Regions from separate parts of the Homo sapiens genome. Here region 1 is linked to region 2. A link is a loop called in an ENCODE intact Hi-C map of the cell type or tissue named here. Cell type or tissue: right lobe of liver. All regions are shown on one strand. Links, peaks and the distances in the headings refer to the core of each region. The heading gives the core; the rest is flanking DNA. Region 1 overlaps PSMF1 (proteasome inhibitor subunit 1). Region 2 holds the start of TMEM74B (transmembrane protein 74B).

Region 1 (5,375 bases), core at 155-5,154, 57 kb after region 2:
GCAACAGAGGGAAACCTGACTCCAAAAAAAACATTTTACTAAAATGTTTTGAAGCTGTAAGCCTGGGGGCCAGAGGAAGCTTCTCTAAGGAACTGACGTTTAAATCGGTAACCAAAAGATAAACAGGAGTTGGCTACGTGAGGTCAGGGAGAGCACTTTAGACAGAGGGAAGAGGTCTGAAGAGGGCAGAAGAATGACACTGTGGCTGAAGCACAGGGATGCGGGGAAGGCAGTACAAGGTGAGATTGAAGGGGTGAATGCTTTAAGGCCTCATCAAGGATTGTGCTCTTTATCCTAACAGCAATGAGTATTCCCTAAAGACTTTTAACTGTGGTAAAATATGCATAAAATTTACCATCTTAACCATTTTTAAGTGTTCAGTACTGTTAAGTACATTAACACTGTTGTGCAATCACCTACCATCCATCTCCAGATCTCTTTTCATTTTGCAAAACAAACTCTGTACCCATTAATCACTAACTCCCCTTCCTATTCCCCTCTTGCCCCAGTATCTGGCAACCACCATCCACTGTCTGTCTCTACAAATTTGACTAATCTAGGTACTTTTAATAGAATCACACAGAATTTGTCCTTTTGTGAATGGCTTATTTAATTTAGTATAATGTCTTCAAGGTTCATCCATGTTGTAGCACGGGCCAGAATTTCCTTCCTTTTTAAAGCCGAATAATATTCTACTGTATTTACATACCAAATTTTGTTCATCCATTCATCTTATCAATGGACAGCCAAGCTGCTTTCACCTTTTGGCTACTGTGAATAATGCTTCTACGAACATGGGTGTACAAATATCTTTTCAAGACCTACTTTCAATTCTTTTGGGTATATGCCCGGAAGTGGACATGCAGGATTATACGGTAATTTTTTGAAGAACTGTCATATTGTTTTCCATAGTGGCTGCACCATTTTACATTCCCAAGAGTGCACAAGAGTTCCAATTTCTCCACATCCTTGACAACGCTTGTTTATTTTCTGGTTATTCTGATACTACCCATCGTAATGGGTGTGAAGCAGCATCACTGAAGGGTTTTAAGCCAGAGTTGTTAACTATGATCTGATCTATGTCTGAAAGACTGGTCCAACTGCTGCGTGGGAAATACACTGGAGGGTGGCATGCAGGAGGGGAATATGTAAAAGACCTCCTCACACAGAAGCTGCATGGAAGAGGGGAGGAGAAATGAGGAGTGGCCAGAATGTGGAGGCCAGTGGTTTGAAAGTCTGTGAGGACTGGAATAGGTTCAAAGAGGGTATTGCTGATTAGATACTATTAAATGCAACAGGGTTTCTGGGCAGTTCTGAGGTTCGGTTAAGGTTTGATAACTGTGCATTTATAGTGATGCCAAGCTCACTCTAAAACTCTGAGGGTGGCTAGGTGCGGTAGCTCACACCTGTAATCCCATCACTTGAGGTCAGGAGTTCGACACCAGCCTGGCCAACAGCAAAACCCTGTCTCTATTAAAAACGCAAAAATTGGCTGGGTGCAGTGGCTCACGCCTGTAATCCCAGCACTTTGGGAGGCCAAGGCAGGTGGATCACGAGGTCAGGAGATCGAGACCATCCTGGCTAACATGGTGAAACCCCATCTCTACTAAAATACAAAAAAAAAAAATTGCCAGGCGTGGTGGTGGGCACCTGTAGTCCCAGCTACTCGGGAGGCTGAGGCAGGAGAATGGCGTGAACCCGGGAGGTAGAGCTTGCAGTGAGCCGAGATCGCGCCACTGCACTCCAGCCTGGGTGACAGAGCAAGACTCCGTCTCAAAAAACAAAACAAAAAAACGCAAAAATTAGCTGGGTGTGGTGGTGCACACCTGTAATCCCAGTTACTCGGGAAGCTGAGGCAGAAGAATTGCTTGAACAGTCACACTGTACTCCAGCCTGGGTGACAGAACTAGACTCCACCTCAAAAAAATAAAATAAAATAAAAAATAAAACCCTGAGGAGGTCAATGAAGATGGGGGGAAAATCCCTATAATGGAATAAAGCAGACATAAATCAGCTTAACTATATATAAAACAGATAATTTCATTATACTGATTTTAAAAACAAGCACTAATCTAAGTACCTTTGGAACACACTACTCTGCCTACATCTTTTGTGGAACATAGTTAAAAGACAAAAAGAACTGGAAATAAGTCATTTGGAACTTTACTTAATAGGTTTGTTCTTGGTAGGCACTGATGTAGCAATTCAGAAAATATTTGTGTGTATTCTAGGATCAAATAAATAAGTAAATACATTGATGCTGCTGGGAATCAGGGTTCTCACCACAGGAGAAGGGAGATATAAGTATGGAATAAGAGAAAAAGAATCCTGTAGTGTTATATTAAAAACAGAGGTGGCAATTTAAACTTATAAGGAAAAATTTTCCTAGCTCTATCTGCTGAAAAGGTCTAGAATCATACTACTGTATGATACCAACTATGTGACACTCTAGAAAAGGCAAAACTATGGAGACAGTCAAAAGATCAGTGGTTGCCAGCAGTTAGGGAAAAGGGAGTGAAGAATAGGAGAAGCACAGATTTTTAGGGTAGTCAAACTATTCTGTGTGATACTATGATAGACACACATTCTCATCTGTTTGTCAAAACCCACAGACTGCACAACAGCAAGCTTGAGCCCTAATAATGATGTGTCAATGTAGACTCATTAGTTGTAACAAATGAATCATTATGTATGGGATATTGACACAGGGAAGCTGTAAACTGTGGGTGTATGGGAGCAGGAGGTAATATGGGAATGCTCTGCACTTTCTGCTCAATTTTGCTTGTACCTAAAACGACCCTAAAGAAAATAATTTTTTTTTAAATAAGTTGGAGATTGGGGTTGGGGACCCAATGAGGCACACATCCTCCCAGGAGTCTGCTCTGACTGAATGAGTTGCCCGGGCTCCACCTCTACTCTGCAGCCACCACTGCACTTGTGGACTCTTGACTGCACCATCTTGTTTCATGTGGCATTTCCTATGGAAGTCTCCTCTTCAAATACATAAAAAACAGAAAAGAAAATTAGGAAGTTGTGCCCAGAAATAAAAGGTTCTTCCATTCACCTTCCTTAATTTTCTGGACACATCCACCCTATTCCTCATATCTTGCCATTAGTTCTCTCTTCTTTTTCCCAGGGAAGAGACATCATTTAGAAGTACCTGTGGAAGTCACCCAGGTGTTCTGCATCGATATAATCATCCAAGTTCAGGGTCAAGTCTGCCACTTGCTGTGAGCCATATTCCTAGATGGGTGAAAATAGAAAGTGAGAGACTGGGATATTTCTGGCTAAGAGTGGGAGGGTGAAGGGAGAGTAACAAAGTCTTCAACCTAAAGAAATATTCACATATGTCCACAGAGACATATATAAGGACTGTTTATATGAAATACCTTCCTAAGGCTTGGAGACTTCTCTGATTTAGGAATATTGCCTTTCCAAGGCAGAGACTAAAACACCTACTTCCCAGGCTCTTTTGCAAAAGGGCTCAGGCATGGTAATTGAGGTGTTGAACTGATGCATCAACTTTGATCTGCAGGTGAGCAACACGGAGATGCAGACCCAGCAAGGGGCAGACATCTTGCTAATGAGGGTAGCACAGAGGCCAGGGGGTCACATCAGCAGCTTAAGAGAAGGGTGCACCAGGGCAGACAGAATCAGCCAGTATCTAATACTGGGCAGTGGTGGTGGCAGCAGTGGTTTCCGGGGCATGATTTGGGACACTGCTTCTGGAAACCTAGCCTTAAACCTGTTTCAATGAGCTATCCTGGTTCTTTTTGTTTTGTTTTGTTTTGAGACAGAGGCTTGCTCTATTGCCCAGGCTGGAGTTCAGTGGCACGATCTCAGCTCACAGCAAACTCTGCCTCTTGGGTTCAAGGGATGCTCCTGCCTCAGCCTCCCAAGTAGCTGGGATTACAGGCACCCACGACCACGCCCGGCTAAGGTTTAAAAATATTTTTAGTAGAGACAGGGTTTCACCATATTGACCAGGCTGGTCTCAAACTCCTGACCTCAAGTGATCCACCTGCCTTAGCCTCCCAAAGTGCTGGGATTACAGGTGCGAGCCACTGCGCCTGGGTGATCCTGGTTCTTTTAATAAACCCTTTTTGCTTAAACTAACCCAAGAGGTTTTTGTTGTTTGAAACCAAGAACCCTATCTGACACGAGATCTAAATGTTCATCAAAAGGGAAAGGAATAAAGAAATTATGGTGCTATGAGAAACTATATAATAGTTAAAACAAATAAGGTATATCTATATGTATTTCCATGTCAAGGTCTTGCCTCCAAAACACCGAGTGAAAAAAAAGCAAAGTGCAGTATAATACATACAGCAGGATACTTCTACATGGTCACACCCAAACCACTAAGAAAAAAGTTAACAAAAGGAAAGTCACTGTCCTTGTGGCACTTATAGTCCCATGGCAGAATAAAAGCAAAGCACAAATAAGTACACAATTACAAGCTGCAATGAGTGTCAGGCAGGAAAATAAAATGATGGCGTAAAGAGACATAATTTAGATTTTTTTGGGGAGTAGGACTGGGTAGTCAGAACTGAAATTTTTGAGGAAGTCAAAAATGAAAGAGAATTGTCCAGGATGAAGGAATGGTGAAGGGCTGTGTGAGTGGCAGATGGGGGAGGGGAAGAGCCTTCCAGCATAGGAAATGTAAAGTGCAAGGGCTCCAAGGCAGCAAAGAATTCAATTTATTTAAGGAACTGAAGTAGCCCATTGGGGTTACCTAAGTTTTTCCCTTCTATCTTGTCACTGAATAGATTTACCTTATTTAACCATTCCCCTGTTGACAGAAAGCCCCTCCTTCTTAATTCCAGGTGGTGGATACCTTTGTGCACGAAGGTTTTCTATACTTAGGGTTCTCACCTTAAGATAAAGTTCCAGAAGTGGGATCACTAGGTAAGGGCTACATGAACATTGAAGCTCTGGATTCGTACCGTTAAATGGGTTTCAAAACAGCCATTCCTATCCCCATCTCATCAGCAGACTCACGTGTCCCAGAGACTCACCAGCACATTGAGGATCATGCTGCTCTCCACGGTGATGGCTTTCACAAGGAGCTTTCTGGACCCATCCTTATACTCATACCGGAGGACATACAGGTCTTTATTGTTGTTCCACCCAGCTGGCAGCAGTTCTGACTTCTTATCATTGGGACCCGGCTGGGAAGACCACAGTTGAGAGGAGAAAGATCATGAACTCAAAACACAGAACTATAAAGAACCTCACGAGATAAGCTAATCTTACCCACCTCACTTCACAGATGAAGATGTGGAGGTCAAGAGAAATGACTTGCCCAAGATCCTACAGCGAGAGAGAGGTCTAGGGCCCAGGTCTCTGGGCTTCTGTTCTACTGCGCTCTCCCT
Region 2 (5,375 bases), core at 313-5,312:
AGATTTCAGTGCTACGTGTGCTTGTTGCTATGGAGTATCATTGCTTCTAGGCCCTCTCGCCTGACAGTAAGGAAATAAATGTGTGTATACTAGCCCGTGTGTGTGTGTGTGTGTGTGTGTGTGTATTATATATATATATAACTTTCTGTATGTAATCATCTGCATCTATATTAAGCTAAACATGAGTTCATTCTGGTATCTCCAATTCTAATCTGTTGCCACATGGATCATTCTAGCCTCCTCCTCAGGGGTCATTTTTATCAGAAGCAATGTTGCTTAGTAACATAGCAGACATATGTTTATCTGTTTCCAGGAAACAGAGCTTCCAAAGGTCAAATTCTCATGCAAAAGAGGAAAAGGTTTTGTTAACCCTTTACTTACATTCATCAGTGAGGCTCTCCACTGCTCTGAGGATAAAGAACAAATTACTTGGCCTGTAAGGCTCTGCAGTGACCTGACCTGCTAAGCCCAGGCTCGTCTCCTACCAGGTTCCTTATCAGGCCCTCCATGACAACCATACTGGTCTCCTGCAACTCTCAAACTCGTCACACACTTCCTTCTACCCCAAGGTCTTCGCCTATGCTAGGCGCTCTGCTGGACTTCTCTTTCCTCCCCTCTTTATCTGGTTGCCTTCTACTCATCCTTCTAATCTCAGCTCAGTCCACACTTTTACAGGAAGCCATTCCTATCCCCAAGACTAGGTTGGCACCCTTGTTTGAGGCTTGCACTCTATACTTTTATTTGGTAGCATTTACTATAACTGCAATGTTACATTTACTTATCCTTTTCTCCCACTAGAATACAAGCTTCCTGAGTGTAGGGATGGAGTCTACCTAGCTAACTAGTATATAATATTTGCCCATTTTCTCTGTTCTTTATTCAGTGAGCACTTATCCAGAGCTTCCTAGGTGTTAGCCCCTTTTCTAGTGTCTGGGGATACTGCAGGGAGGGAAACAGGCAAAAACCCTCTTCTTTTGGCACTTATTTTTTAGGGGAGGTGGCAATAAGCAAACAGAAACTAATGTCAGTTGGTAAGTGCTATAGAGAAAAATTCAGAGTGAGGGAGTAAAGAGTGCTGGGGCACTGCTATTTTTGAAAGGATGGCCTGGAATGGCGTCTCTGAGAAGGTGGCATTTGAGCAAAGACTTGAAGGAAGTGAGGGAAGGGGGTGAGTGCGGGAAATATCAGAAAGAAAAACGTCCCAGGCAGAAGGAACAGCCAGCGCAAAGGCTGAGGTAGGACAGCGCATGACTGAGGGAAGGAACAGTGAGTGCTTTAAAGGCGGTATCTCATCCCATTCCCATAACACTTCCTACATCCGTTTCACAGAGGAGGAAACCGAGCTCCAGGAGGGCAGTCCTTTACACCAGGGCACCCAGCTGTGGGGGTGGAGCTGGGATTTGAACAGGAGTGTGGTGCCAGGGCTAGCATCCCTTTGAAGTCTCTAACAACGGGCCAGGCCTCTGCAAGGCTGGGAGGAAATGGAGGCCTTCCCAGCCCTGGTGGACCTGCCTAGGGCTAGGCTATGCTGGCCTTGAAGGCACAGGCATCCATCATCCAGGGTGACTTCCAGTCTCCTGGTTGGGGAGGGCTGCACAGAACTTTGGAGGAGGGCAGGTCAGGCTCCGCTCATGAGGTGGCCGAGGAGCAGGACATGGCACACTCATTCGCCTGTCCTTCCACATGGCCAACTTCTGCTGGCCTTCCCAGAGCCCTCAAAGCCTGCACATTCACAATCCTCATGGACAGAAGTGGATACAGGCTCAGAGGCCAGAGGTACTAACCGAGACCACACGATTCAGCTGGTCACCGTGTCTTCCCGGAACCTGCACGATTCAGACCAAAGCTGTCTCTGGGGTTGGCGTGTGTTCCCCAAAGAGGAAACGTCTCCATGAATTTGGTACTCTAGGCACTTCGCTGGACTCATCTTAACTCCGGCCCTGTAAAGGAAAGAAGTGAAAGTCACCCCTTTTCACAGCCTGTTCACCCACACCCACCTAGGTCTTCTAGGTGATCAGACATGGGTCCTGCTCTCCAGGAGCTGCCAATCCGATGGAGGAGGCTGACCCTTAAACAAAATCACGACCGTCAGAGACAAGAGCAAACAGTGCGGGCAAAAGGAGAGCCCAGATGGAGGGGCCCGTGGGGTAAGTGGGTGTGTGCCCAGGGAGGGGTTCCAGGAGAAGAGGCCCCACAGCTGGGCCTTGGAGGGTGAGGGTGTGTTTGGCCATTGGCAATGCCCCCAGGAGAACACCCCTCTTGGGCGGAGCACTCCACTGTCCCACGGAGAAAAAAATTGCAGAGAAAAGGGGGAGGGGGATCGTCGGATTCTTTCTTGCAGCCTTCAGGTGGCGCCCTTGAGCCACGGAGCCGCAAGCGCCCGAGGAGACCGTCCCGACCTAAGGACCTCGGAGAGGACCCGGGGTCCTACCTGGGGGCTGCGTGCGGGGTGGGGGTGGGGGGAAGGGGAAGTGGCAGAGTGGGGGTGAGGAGTGGGGAGGCACCTGCGCTTGGCGCAATAGGGGCTCTCCGGTGGTGGGGAGGGATCTTCTTCAGCAGCCCCCGCCCGCCCCGCCCCTGCGCCCGTGGACCGCGGGCTCCAAGCCCCAGTTCCCTAAGCCCAGGCGCCGGCGATCCAGATCTGCCTGGAGGGGAGGGGAGGACGGTGGATCGGAGCCCCCGCACCCTCGCCCCAGCCCATCACCCGCCTTCCTGTCCCTCTCCTTGCTAACTCTCCGGGCGCCCTCGCCGGCCGCGGGCGGAGCTCCCTCCGCGGCGCTCGGCGAGCCCCGGCCCCCGCCCCTTCTCCCGTCCCTCCGTCCCCGGATCCCCCCCCCGCCTCCCCAGCGGCCGCCACCGCCGCCGTACAGCTCCGCGCGGCGCGAGTAGGTACGTGCGCCTCGGCAGTGGCTCCGGGCCGGGCCGGGAAGGGGGCGGGAGACCGGGAGGGCGAGGCGGTGGCGGCCGGGCCCGCGCCCTCCGGGCTGCGCCGCAGGAGAGAGACCCCCGCAGGCGAGACCCCCGCAGGCGTACGCCGGCTGCAGGAAGGCGGACGGGCACCGGAGAGGACGCACCCTCGCCCGCCGGCGGCCGGGCGCCCTTCGCCCCAGCGTGGTGAGGCGGGGAGGGAGGCCCGGCACAGGTACGCACGCGGAGAGGGGACCGCTGGGGGCGGCAGGAGGCCGAGGGCCGGGGGCGGGGAGTGGCGGCGAAGGACGGCGAGCCTGACCTCGCGGCCCGCCGAAGGACATGCGACCAGGGGACCCGGCCTCCCCGGGCCTCCGCCTGGTCCGGTTCGGCCTTCCGGGTCCCGCGTCTGTGGGCAAGGGCAGGAGCAGGGGGTGTGGACTGGGCCGGCGGGAGCGGGCGCGGTGGGCAGCCGGCGTGCTGGGGCTTTCTGCGCGCAACTTTGGGTACAACAGCGTGGACCTGCGTGTGCGTATCTGCGCGCCCCAAGGCTTTGTGTACAACTCGTGCGTGTGTCTATCGACTGGGTTTTGTGAAGCTTCACCCACAGCCGCTGTGCGTCCCTCTCTCCGGGTGTCAGTGCGCGCGGCGGGTGGGGTATTGGGCCCCTGCGGGTCTTGGTGGATCTGGCTTGGGTCTCACTCCCAGGGGCACTTTGTGTGTGTGTGTGTGTGTGTGTGTGTGTGTGTGTACGCGCGTGTGCGTGTGACGGGGTACTCGCGTGGCCCGAAGATCCGAGGGTCACACTACGTGACTTCTGGGTGTCTGTGGGTACTGCTGTGGGAACAGCTGCTGGGGGAGTGTGTGTGGAACTGGAGTGTTCCTTTCAGGACCTGTCTGACTGCAGATGAAATTAGTAACTGGTGGGGTCGTGGGGTGTGAATGGTGGGCGGGAGCAGCTATGTCAGTTGGTGTGTTTCTGCTTATGTTAGGGTAATTGGGCACGGCCTTTGTGTAACTGGTGAATATCTCTGAACCTGGGCATGAAACAGAGAGATGTCCTAACTCTGGGTGAGAGGAATCCTCATTTTTCTCTGCCCTCTCACTGTGGCATCCTAAGAAAAAAGTTTTGGGTTCCTGCAGCATGAAGGAGAGCTCTGCTCCCAGAATTTGGGAGCTCCAGATTTCTTCCAGGGTGTGGAGGCATCAATATATCAGTCTGGGAAAGGGGTTCCTGGGCCACTCCAGGAGCTGAGTTGGGTGGAAGGTGCTGAGGGTGTGGGTGGGGGCCACTTCTGAGCACCCATGTGGCACCCACTGCTGGTCCCTGTTTGTGGCTGGGCACTCAGGAAAATGTTTTTGGTGCTAAGAGTAAAAAGCCAACCAACAAACACATCTCTTTTTTCTGTCTATTCACTGGAAAGTAAAAGCAGTCTGGGCGCAGGCTGGGGACCCAGATGGAATTCAAACTTATGCCTGCTCTCAAGGTGCTCACGGTTGCTGATAAACAGCTGGATAAAATGAAGAGTCTATGAGTGAGGGATGCAGAGCCAGGGAAGGCTGGTGGAGTGATGCCACCAGCACAGGGGTATGAGTTTGCAGGTTTGTACATGATAATAATTCTTAGGGAATCTGCATTCAACTCCTGTCCTCCACCCTCCCATACATGCCATGGGATCTTGGCCATGTTTTATGAAATAGAGACAGTAATTCCGGATCGTGGGGCTGGTGAGGGTGATATGAGATACTCCTGCATGAAGTGTCGGGTACATGGCTCAACAGCTAGTAGGTGCTTGGTAAACATTTACTAAATTGAGACTCTGGAAAGAGAGACGTAGTGATAGAAATGGGCTGTAAAGGGAAAAGAGCTTTGTACTCACATGAAAGGCCCTATATGTGCTAAGAGGAGGTGTCTGATGCTAGTCCATATTGACAAGAAGGTCAGAAAGATTGAAAAACATGTCTTCCTGCACTGAGGCTCTTTGAGTTTCATTCATTCATTCATTCCATTCATCCTCACTTCATTTGCTCATATTTACACACACACACACACACAAACACACACACACACACACACACACAGAGAACGAACCACAGTGCACTGGAGAATAAACTCCGGCATGAGAATGCAGAGAATCGTGTGTGTGTGCATGTATGTGTGCGTAGACACACCGGAGCATGTGAGCCACTCTGCACCTGGTGGTCTCTGTAGCCCATGGCTTGTGCGCCTAGGGCTCTGAGTGTATGTGCCCTCAGGCCATCAGTGTATACAAGGAATGATGCAGTTCTGCTGTGGATTAGGAATGACACATGCCAGGCAGGGAAGGGGGCTGAGGTGGGACCTGTCGGGGAGAGGCTAGATCTGCCTAAGAGCCCCGATTGCCAACTCCAGGCGAGTGTTACAAGGGAACGGGGGCCTAAGGTGGCCAGATTCTTTCATTTTGCAGGAGAAGCCAGGAATCCAACAT

Evidence for each region. Hi-C counts contacts between places; a loop is a spot of excess contacts. Peaks named below come from ENCODE experiments on the same cell type or tissue, not always from the same donor. Only the 100,000 strongest peaks of a DNase experiment are listed, where the experiment ranks them.
Region 1: it touches region 2 in a loop (4-fold over the local background); 7 of 110 quality-filtered maps call a loop at or near these places.

The regions. Positions count from the first base shown.
Region 1 is chr20:1,125,294-1,130,668 of GRCh38, reverse strand. It overlaps PSMF1 (proteasome inhibitor subunit 1), which reads right to left. Exons shown (of 7, transcript NM_006814.5): 2 at 5,019-5,171; 3 at 3,161-3,243. Among named protein-coding and RNA genes, the nearest start is that of PSMF1, 9.4 kb to the right of the region's middle. In right lobe of liver, for the core only: no CTCF peak of the experiment used is centred there; no DNase peak of the experiment used is centred there.
Region 2 is chr20:1,182,905-1,188,279 of GRCh38, reverse strand. It overlaps TMEM74B (transmembrane protein 74B), which reads left to right and starts at 3,299. Exons shown (of 3, transcript NM_001304748.2): 1 at 3,299-3,978; 2 at 4,332-4,509. The coding sequence starts at 4,479. In right lobe of liver, for the core only: a CTCF peak has its summit at 2,349 (motif pointing right); a DNase peak (open chromatin) is centred at 2,359; H3K4me3 peaks cover 1,694 bases; H3K27ac peaks cover 420 bases; H3K27me3 peaks cover 780 bases.